3 separate regions of the Homo sapiens genome follow, and all the other regions are linked to region 3. Evidence: chromatin contacts called from ENCODE Hi-C or POLR2A ChIA-PET data. All regions are on one chromosome and are shown on one strand. The core of a region is the stretch at or near the end of the contact, and the rest is flanking DNA. Distances in the headings are between cores, read along the strand shown.

Region 1 (2,957 bases), core at 104-2,603, 730 kb before region 3:
ATCAGCAACATATTCACTGTAGCATATTAATTCCTCATGTTTGCAAGACCCTTTTCAAGATGCCTACTTTCACAGATGTGAAATCTCAAATGCCTACACAACAGCCCTGTATGACATGTAATCCTATTTCTGGATGAGAAAATAGAGACTTAAGAAGATAAGTGAGCAACCTTGTAGAGGTACCGCTGCTTAAAAACAGCAGAACGTTGAAACTGGGGTGTGCTGAGTTGGGCATACTTCTTCACTGCAATGCCTCTCGGGGTTTTGATATCATTGTCTCCAAGACTTTCTAGTTCTCTTACTGTGCGGCTGTTTGGATTTTAGTCTGAGTCTATTATCTAAGCAAAGATTTCTTTTATCAGAGTGGAGGTTTGCTGCCAAATAGCAAAACAAAGACATTGTGAAGCAAACCTTTCTCTTAAAAAAAGACATTCTTGTAAGTATCAATCTTAATCACTAATATGTTTGTTTCTGAAATACCCGAATCTCTTACTAAAGGCAAGTTAACGTTATATGATCCACAGGTGAGTTACTGAGCGACAGATTTTAGAGGACTCCGTCAAAATTGTCTTAACATAAATCTCCTACGGGATTACCAAGTGCCAAGAACTTTAAGTATAAAGACAAATTATTCAGAGATCCTGTCTCTAACAACTCACAGTTTGGGAAGAAAGAGACATGAAAATAGGCAATTACAATAAAGTCTAAGCTCTAAAACACAGGTATGAATTCAGTGTTCTGAGACGGAAGAAGGCTGCCAAAAAAAGATGACCTGTAGTTTGATCTTGAAGAATAAATTGCGTACAACAGCCGGAAAAAAAAAAAAAAGAAGAAGAAGAAGAAAAGAAAGAAGGAAGAAAGTTAAAGGCATTTCAGGAGGAACATGTATATCTAAAAAACTGTTAAGAGGAAAGGCTGGGCGTGGTGGCTTACGCCTATAATCCCAGCACTTTGGGAGGCTGAGGGAGGCGGATCACGAGGTCAGGAAATCGAGACCATCCTAGCTAACATGGTGAAATCCCACCTCTACTAAAAATACAAAAAATTAGCCGGGCATGGTGGCGGGTGCCTGGTGTCTGTAGTCCCAGCTACTCTGGAGGCTGAGGCAGAAGAATTGCTTGAACCCAGGAGGCAGAGGTTGCAGTGAGCCCAGATCACATCATTGCATTCCAGCCTGGGCGACAGAGCGAGACTCTGTCTCAAAAAAAAAAAAAAAAAAAAAAAGGGAAAAAAACAGAACTAGGATGAGAAAAGAGAAGTAAGATATGGTCAATGCCAAGCCTGTTTTAAGTAATGGGAAGTCATTATGAGATTTAAAAATGGGAGCTGAGTTTTTATGAAAGTCATGCTTCTGAAGTAAGTGTATTGGCAAACATCTTCTAACACCAAGACCACTGACACTTTCAAAAAAAAAAAACGCAGCCAGATATCGTGGCATTCTGAGCAATTTAGTGGCTAATATGCTTTAAAAAGGACTGATGTTTACTAAGCATGGCAGAGCCTGCTAACTGCTCACCAAAATCCATTTCCTCCTCTTGCTGGGCACACTGCTAGACTACATTTCCCATGCTCCTTGCAGTTAGATGTGGCCTTGTGAGGCACAGGAAGGATGGAGACTGGGCCCTGAACTACCACATGGAGATAAGTCACTCGCTGGCCAGGCTGACCTGCCTTACGGCAATACAATATGCTCAAAGGTTAATCGTTGAAAGTCATGGGAAATTGAATGCTTTATATTCTTTCTATGTTTCTGTATTTTCCCTTCTTAAAATAAAGATTTTTTTTTTTTCAGCTGAAAATTATCTAAAACTGGTTCTTCTTTGCCATTCCTCTTTTCTTGCTAGGGGCCCAGGTGATTGTCATTCAAGAAAATACTTAATATGAAGCCAAATTTACAGCCAAATCTGGGTCTAAATCCCTGGTAAACATTATGGGTGGGACTATGCAGTAATGAAGACTTGCTTCTGAAACAAAATGTACACATGAATAGGACCCTTGATGAAGAAGGAAACTCCACTAGATTAAGAATAACATACATAACAGTATCTGTCATATTCATATAACACTTCATGGTATTTGATTATACATTTACATAGAAACCCATAAATACAGAAGACCTGACTATTCAGAATATCTTTAATCTTAGTTCTGCCTTTAAGTTGTCCAGTGATTTTGCTCAAATCATTTCCATTTTCTGAGCCTCAGTTTCTTTATGTGTAACATGTTATTTTCAAAGCTTCCTTTGGTTCTACTCTATCATTTTTTTGTGCCCATTTGTGCCCATAGTATGCAAGACACATATCATTACCAATCTTTAGAGTGAAATCACAGATATTCATATTTACAGATCCTTTGTAGTCTATAAAAATAGACACACTGAGTAAGTGGAAACCTCATTATGACAGAGATTTCCATTTATGAGAGGACTTAAGCCAGTTGTCAGCATCCCCTGAAACATCCAGAACTTCATTCAGCATTCTGAATCTGAGTAAGCAATGGGCAGGTCACAGGGTTTCTGCAGCCTACTGAACTTTCACTACACTTGGGGCATGAAATCAAGAACACACAAAGGTTAATCACCTTATCATCCCACTGCCCCTTTTCTGAGTGGAGAAGAAAAATATCCATCATCCTTTCTAAAGGAAAAAGGAAGCATGGGAAACAGCCCGCACTAAGGTGCAAATGGCTCCCAGGAAAACACCACACCATCTTGCATCTTTGTTACTACAATTTACCTACTTTAACCTGTGTGCTAAGGATCCAATTTACAAAATGGATACCCACTATCTGTCGCAATGTCAGCCCCCTGAGTTCCTCTGGGGCTGACCTTGGCGTGATCATTTTTCTTTCTTGAGTGCTTACCTGCTGTTGATTTCTTTGTTACATGGTGTTAGATAACTCAAATTTACTGCAAATCTGAACCTTACCAGAAAAGCACCGCTCAGGCGGATAAAACA
Region 2 (3,086 bases), core at 169-2,668, 980 kb before region 3:
CAAAACTTGGGAACCTCATGTGCTCTATCCTACCCCTGATAACAGCTGCAAATGTTTGTTTTTTTTTCTCTAGCATCTGGCCGGCCCATGTGTAAACAGAATGAAGAGTCAGCATGGGGAAAGAATCTGAATGCCCCGTTTCTCAGCCTCTTAAGGATACAGTGAAATGGGACAGGGTCTGAGTTAGGAAACTCTTTGAAATTACACGGAGATTCAGGCAGCAGCTCCCAATGGCACTATAGAATCTCTCACCTATAAGTCCCTTTTTATGCAAGAAAGACAGTTAAACAAAGGTAGTGTTGGGTAGTGGTAAGAACAGTGGATTGAGAATTGGATGACTCAAATTCCAAATGAGGCTCCTATAATAACTGACCGTGAGCCTTTGGGAAGACTATTCTTTCTGGGTCTCATTTCACCATCTGAGTTATAAGATGGCGGAGTCTTCTCTAAGGTTTCATCCAGCTTTACTTTTCAACTTTTTGGCATAATTCTAGCTGTAAAACAGGGGTCTAGGACTAGAATCTACCATATTGCTATGTTTATTCAATAGGTATATTCCTAGCTACTGTTTCTTCCTTTGACTAAATGACACTTTAAAGGTTATATCAACTCCCCCAAATCTTTTATGTCGCTTTACCTTGTCTCAATCCTAAACAACAAGTTAGGACTAACATCAGTGCTAAAGATAGAATTCAACCTATCAATTATTGTTTCTGTTCAAAAGCTAATTATTTAATCAGGGTCTTCCACTTGTTCAAAATTATAAGCAGATTAAGTGCTGAGCATGATTTTTAATGTGAAACATATGACTTTGGTATTCAAATGTACTTTTAAAGTTTTCAATATCTTTTCAATTTCTAAAAAGTAGATCAGAGTAAAATTTTTTTAAAGTAAAGATACTATTAGCTTTGATAAATGAAGTACAAACTAAATAACATATTATGAATTTGTAAATTCATATACAAATATACCTTGAAAGCTAAGTAAAGAATGTTGACTTAATTTAGCAGGCAATGAATGGAAGAAGGTTTCTAACTGAAGGAGTAATTACAATCTGAGACTAGAAACTGAGTTATTCCAAGAAATTACTCTTTGTAACCCAGCAATTAAACCTCTCAAAGAAGGCAGAATTCTTAGTTTTATGCCCATTTCACTGGATTACATTTCCCCTCTTTAAATTCTATTTTTTCACCACATCGTGATCCTCTTAAGAAAAGTTGTCAAAGAAATGGAAATAGAAGGAATGAGAAATAAAAGTCAAGAAGACATTGTAGACTTGATCTGTCTTATTTGGAGCTTGTATTTAAACAGAGGTACTTTTCATCCTTTCAGAGTTCCAGTTGGCCCCACTTCCAAGATGGCTGAGGATGTTGGCTCCTGCTCCATTCCAGCAGAGGGCGCTCTTGGAGCAGGATTGGGGATGGCAGTGGGAAACTGGGAGGACAATCTGAGCCTCATTCACCAGCCACTTAAGTTTGGTGTGAATCTGAGTCCTTCTGGACTGACCTAAAAGACAGCTCATTGGTCCGTGCCTTACAGAATTCTATTCATAGTCTAGTTAAACTCTGATGAAGACCCCATTTTCCAGCTCTACCTTCTCTGCTTACTGTAGAGAAAAAAGTGACTAAATTATCCTCAAGAAATAGAAAATAAGTTAAGAAATGTGACATCTGGGCACGTGCACAGAGGAGCTACTGAGGACTGAGAAATCAGGAAAAGGTTAGCCAAAATAGGTGTGTGTGAGAGATGTCAAAACTGCTTAGCAAAATCGCCTGTCTACTTTCTACCTCGTCTTCCAGAAGGGAATTCATAAATTTTTTTAAAAAGTAGTAGCAATATCATGGGCAGAGCCCAAATAATGACACAAAATGAATCTTGTACAATTGGCCCTTTGTATCCATAGGTTCCACATCCATGAATTCAACCAAGTGTCGATGAAAAATATTTGGAAAAATAAATGGAAGGTTGCATTTGTACTGAACATGTAGAGATTTTCTTGTCATTCTTCCCTAAATAGTACAGTATAACAACGATTGACATAGCATTTACACTGTATTATTATGAGTAATCTAGCAATGATTTAAAGCATATAGGAGGATGTGCGTAGGTTATATGCAAATACTACACCATTTTATATGAGATACTTGAGCATCCCTGGATTTTGGTATCCTCAGAAGATTCTGGAACCAATCCCTCAAGGATACCAAAGGATGACTATACTAGGAATGAATAGCTGAAATCCATAAAGGTTTTTGAGCTCAAGAATGATGTGAGCAAAGCTTAGCAACTGGGTTGCCTAGCAAAAGATTTATCCATTGCAACCCAGGGACTGAGCTCCAACTTGTAGCAAAAAAAAAAAAAAAAAAAACAAAGAGCACCAAGGAGCAGTGGAGATCTGGGCTGTAGCCCTAGCTCCAAGACTTCTTGTCTCTGTGTCTTTGGCCAGGTTCCTTGGGTGCGTCTCTTCAAGCCTCAGTTTCTCTGTCCATCAAGTGTGGGAGCTAAACCACATAACCTGTCAGATTCATTTCATATTTTACATTTTGAGTCTGTGCGTTTGTAGCATATTAGAACAGTAATTTAATTTTTCCTCAGGGAATCCATGGAAGGCAGGTTAAAGGTAGCTGACCATTTATTATGTCATTCTTCAGTGAATAGACATGTCCCTGAGGGAAGAGAAGAGCTCTTCTCAGAGACTTCCAGTCGCATCCTTCCCTCCAATCGACATATGCCCTCCAGTCATGAGCAGTGGGGGTGTGGTGTGGGGCTAAGGGTGAGGAAGAGAGTATCTATTTCTTAGCTGGTTTATGGAATCCAAGGTGGAAGTGGAGTTTGATCAGTCACTCAGTGTAGACTGACTTTGGGGCAAATAGAAAGCGAGCACTAGAAGAAGCTTAAGAGCTCAACTGCTCTTCCCTATCATTTAGTAAATGCTAAAATGTAGATCTCAAGGCCACACAGTAATTGGTAGAATAAACCTGGATTATGGTGTTTTTATAGGCTAAATGTAACCTCCAGCATATAACCTCCTCACTTACTAATCCCTATATCTCTACCAGAACTATTTAGATTTTCTCCTCCTGCTC
Region 3 (2,816 bases), core at 214-2,713:
ATTGAGATTTGGGGTTTCTGTTATTGCAGCAAAACCTAACTTATACTGACCCTTACATTCACATTCCCACCACCATGATTTTTTGAGAATGTTAACATTTCCTTATACCTGGTTCAGCTTTTTAAAGAAGCGAAATCCAAAAATAACTGTATCCTTTGTCGCTTGCCTCCTTCCAGCCCTTTTCCTTCCTCCCCAGAATAGCTACCGTCTCAAAGATGTATGCGTCTGTCCTGTCCATGTTTGGTAGATTTACTCCGTAAGTATGTGTACAACACAATATATAGTATTACTTCATGTTACTAAAATTTGCATGAATAATATTGATTATTCTAAAAATTGCTTTTGTATTCAACATTATTATTTTAGATGTATCAATATTGATACGTTAGTTTCAGTTCACTCACTTTAAATTTGATATAATATCCCTTCATATGAATGTATCACAATTTATAAAGCCTTTTCCTACTAATGAACTTTTAAATTACTTTTTTCTTTTAAAAACAATTCTCTTAAATACAAGGCTTTTTATGTAGGTATGCAAGAGCTTCTCTTGGTTGTATGCAAGAGCTTCTCTTGGTTGTATACCAAGAGTGGAATTGCTAAGATATAAGGTCTACTAAACCTCAAATTTGATAGATATTGCCAAATTTCTATCCAAAATGGCTTTTTTTCATTTACAGTCCTATCATCAGTGTCTACATGTTTTGTCATTGCTTTATCATGTCAAACATTTCATGTTGTCCGACTTTTAAAATTTTAGCCAATCTGATGGGTCTGAAATGGCATCTCCTAATTTTTTATTTTGCATTTCTTTGAGTATCAGTGAAGTTAAGCATCTTTCCATTTCTTTTAGGATTATTTCCTTTTCAGAGTTTTCCTTGTTGATATAGACTGATCATTTATTTCTATGTTTTTTTCTCCTTATGGATGTGTAGAATTTTCTTCCTCCTGTGTTCTGGGTACTAATCCAGTTACATAAATTGTAAGTGCATTTTCTGCATCTGTGACTTGCTTTTAATTTTGTTCTTTGCCCAGTTATCCTTCTCTCGCAAGCCATTGGCTGCCTGCTTGTGCACACACTTGATTTTTCAGATCATAGCAACTACATGGTAAAAATGGCTTGGAGGCGTGTTTTGAAAAACCTAGGTGAATAAATGTTGCTTGCTCTAAATATCTGTAGTAGGATATGGAATGTGTTTTTACAAGATAATCGGTGAAGGACCTGTTTTGCTTACTCAAGGATCTCATTTGCTAACACGATTGTGTGGTGAAAGCAAAAGAACCAGGTGTAAGTGGAAAAAACCTTAGTCATTAAGAGTTGTTTGGGCTGCTCAATGGTGAGTATCAGGGGTGACTGGTTTCCCCCTGCCATGATGAATCCTGGCATGATTTGCCTGGCTGTTTTGACATTTTGTAGACCTAGCATATGTGGGAGGGCACTTGAAAGACGTCTCATACTCAAGTGGTCTCTCCTCTTCCCATACACACCTTACGGATTCTTCACAGGGTGTGATGATGGGAAGCCTAGACACGCTTATCAGAAGGTAGGAAAAAATGGTGTCTTGGAAGTGCTTGTAGCTTTCCAATGAGGGGAGTCACTTTAAAGCTTTGTTTATCTTTCTGTGCCTCAGCTAACCCCAGAGGAAAATCTTAGCTCAGGACAGGAAGCTCAGAGCACCCAAAAGGATGACTACTGCAGTGCAAGACTATTTATGTCTGCCTCTTACATATCCCTCCGTGTTCTCCCCCAGGAGGCCTGGGCTGTGCTGCAGCTCCAAGGAGGCCTGCATATATCATCACTCCCTAGGAAACCAAGGGGTATGGCAGAAACCGAGCTCTGGGATCAATTATACTGGTAAAACTACAAAGGCAGGGGGTGAGCCAGAGTGTTGTGGCTTAGGAACAACTTGCTGAAAAAAGACTTGATGTTCCCAAGTAGAACCCTGTGGCCCCAGGGGAGGTGACCTCGGCTGTCTGGTCAACCAGCCAGAGTGCTAGGTCTCAGAAGCCAGGACACACCTTCCGTTCCAGTTGACTCACTTGAGTGGCAAATTCTTTTCTCCCTCACAATCCTCTCATCTTCAAAGGGAATTCATTAAGCCCCACCATGCCATCGGCACTTGGCCAGGTGTTATACTGGCCCATTAGGTGGACACAGGCCGTAGCCCCAGGGAGCATGCCAAATGAGGTGGAGGGTGGCAGCTGTGACCTAGTGACATCCCCTGAGGTGGTTTTGCAGCACCTTCTATAAACCCTCCAGCTGTTTCAAACTATTTGTGTGGGGCTTTCCACACAAGCTGTGTTCTCTCCCGTCCCCTTGCTTTAGTTCACTCTTTTCCTTTTGCTTGGAATGCTCTTCCACTCTATCTGTCAATGCACTCAAATGCCCACTCCTGGATGGAGACTTTCCTGGCAACCCCAGGCAGAATTAGCCACTCCCAATTCTGTGTATTCTCATAGCACTCTGTATCATTAATATAGCACATGCCAATCTGTGCTGGAATCATCTGCTTATATGTCTGTCTCCCTAATGGACTCTGAATTCCTTGAAGATGCATTCTGCGACTTATCCATCTTTGTTTCTTCAGCAAGAATTTGGTTGGTGCTTAGTAAATGTGTGCTGAGTTAAATGCAGAAAGGGACACAGCTCATGATTTTATCTGATTTTACCTTGTGGTATAACTGGAAGCAGGTCACGTCTGTCTGAGTTTTAGTTTCCTTTTCTGTAAAATGGGTGGGGGGAGGATACATTAGAAAATGGCCTCTAAGAGGTTTTCTGGCTCTACTGTCTATGATTTTAAAATTCTAGTCTCCTA

The links. A loop is a pair of places that touch in the nucleus more often than their neighbours do. ChIA-PET counts read pairs that join two places held with the same protein, here RNA polymerase II (POLR2A). Pooled maps may share reads with other maps.
Region 1: a loop to region 3 is called in a pooled map, with 6 times the contacts of the local background. The contact joins the enhancer-like site here to the promoter of LINC01991 in region 3. A Hi-C loop is called at or near these places in 4 of 50 pooled maps. POLR2A ChIA-PET finds 5 or more read pairs at or near these places in 2 of 52 experiments (OCI-LY7 and activated B cell).
Region 2: a loop to region 3 is called in a map of OCI-LY7, with 9 times the contacts of the local background. The contact joins the enhancer-like site here to the promoter of LINC01991 in region 3. A Hi-C loop is called at or near these places in 7 of 168 maps with a recorded cell type or tissue (B cell, OCI-LY7, Ramos and 3 more), 4 of 37 single-sample maps with no recorded cell type and 18 of 50 pooled maps. POLR2A ChIA-PET finds 5 or more read pairs at or near these places in 4 of 52 experiments (OCI-LY7, WTC11, activated B cell and 1 more).

The regions. Positions count from the first base shown.
Region 1 is chr3:188,700,212-188,703,168 of GRCh38, reverse strand. All of the region lies in intron 7 of LPP (LIM domain containing preferred translocation partner in lipoma), which reads right to left. Among named protein-coding and RNA genes, the nearest start is that of MIR28, 13 kb to the right of the region's middle. Within about 2 kb of position 1,353, at least 4 of the 41 ENCODE cell types and tissues checked have a DNase peak (open chromatin) inside an H3K27ac peak, as active enhancers do.
Region 2 is chr3:188,953,108-188,956,193 of GRCh38, reverse strand. No RefSeq gene overlaps it. Among named protein-coding and RNA genes, the nearest start is that of TPRG1-AS1, 7.0 kb to the right of the region's middle. RefSeq lists a silencer at 1,360-1,654. Within about 2 kb of position 1,418, at least 7 of the 41 ENCODE cell types and tissues checked have a DNase peak (open chromatin) inside an H3K27ac peak, as active enhancers do.
Region 3 is chr3:187,975,054-187,977,869 of GRCh38, reverse strand. LINC01991 (long intergenic non-protein coding RNA 1991) reads left to right here and starts at 1,463. Exons shown (of 3, transcript NR_135538.1): 1 at 1,463-1,544.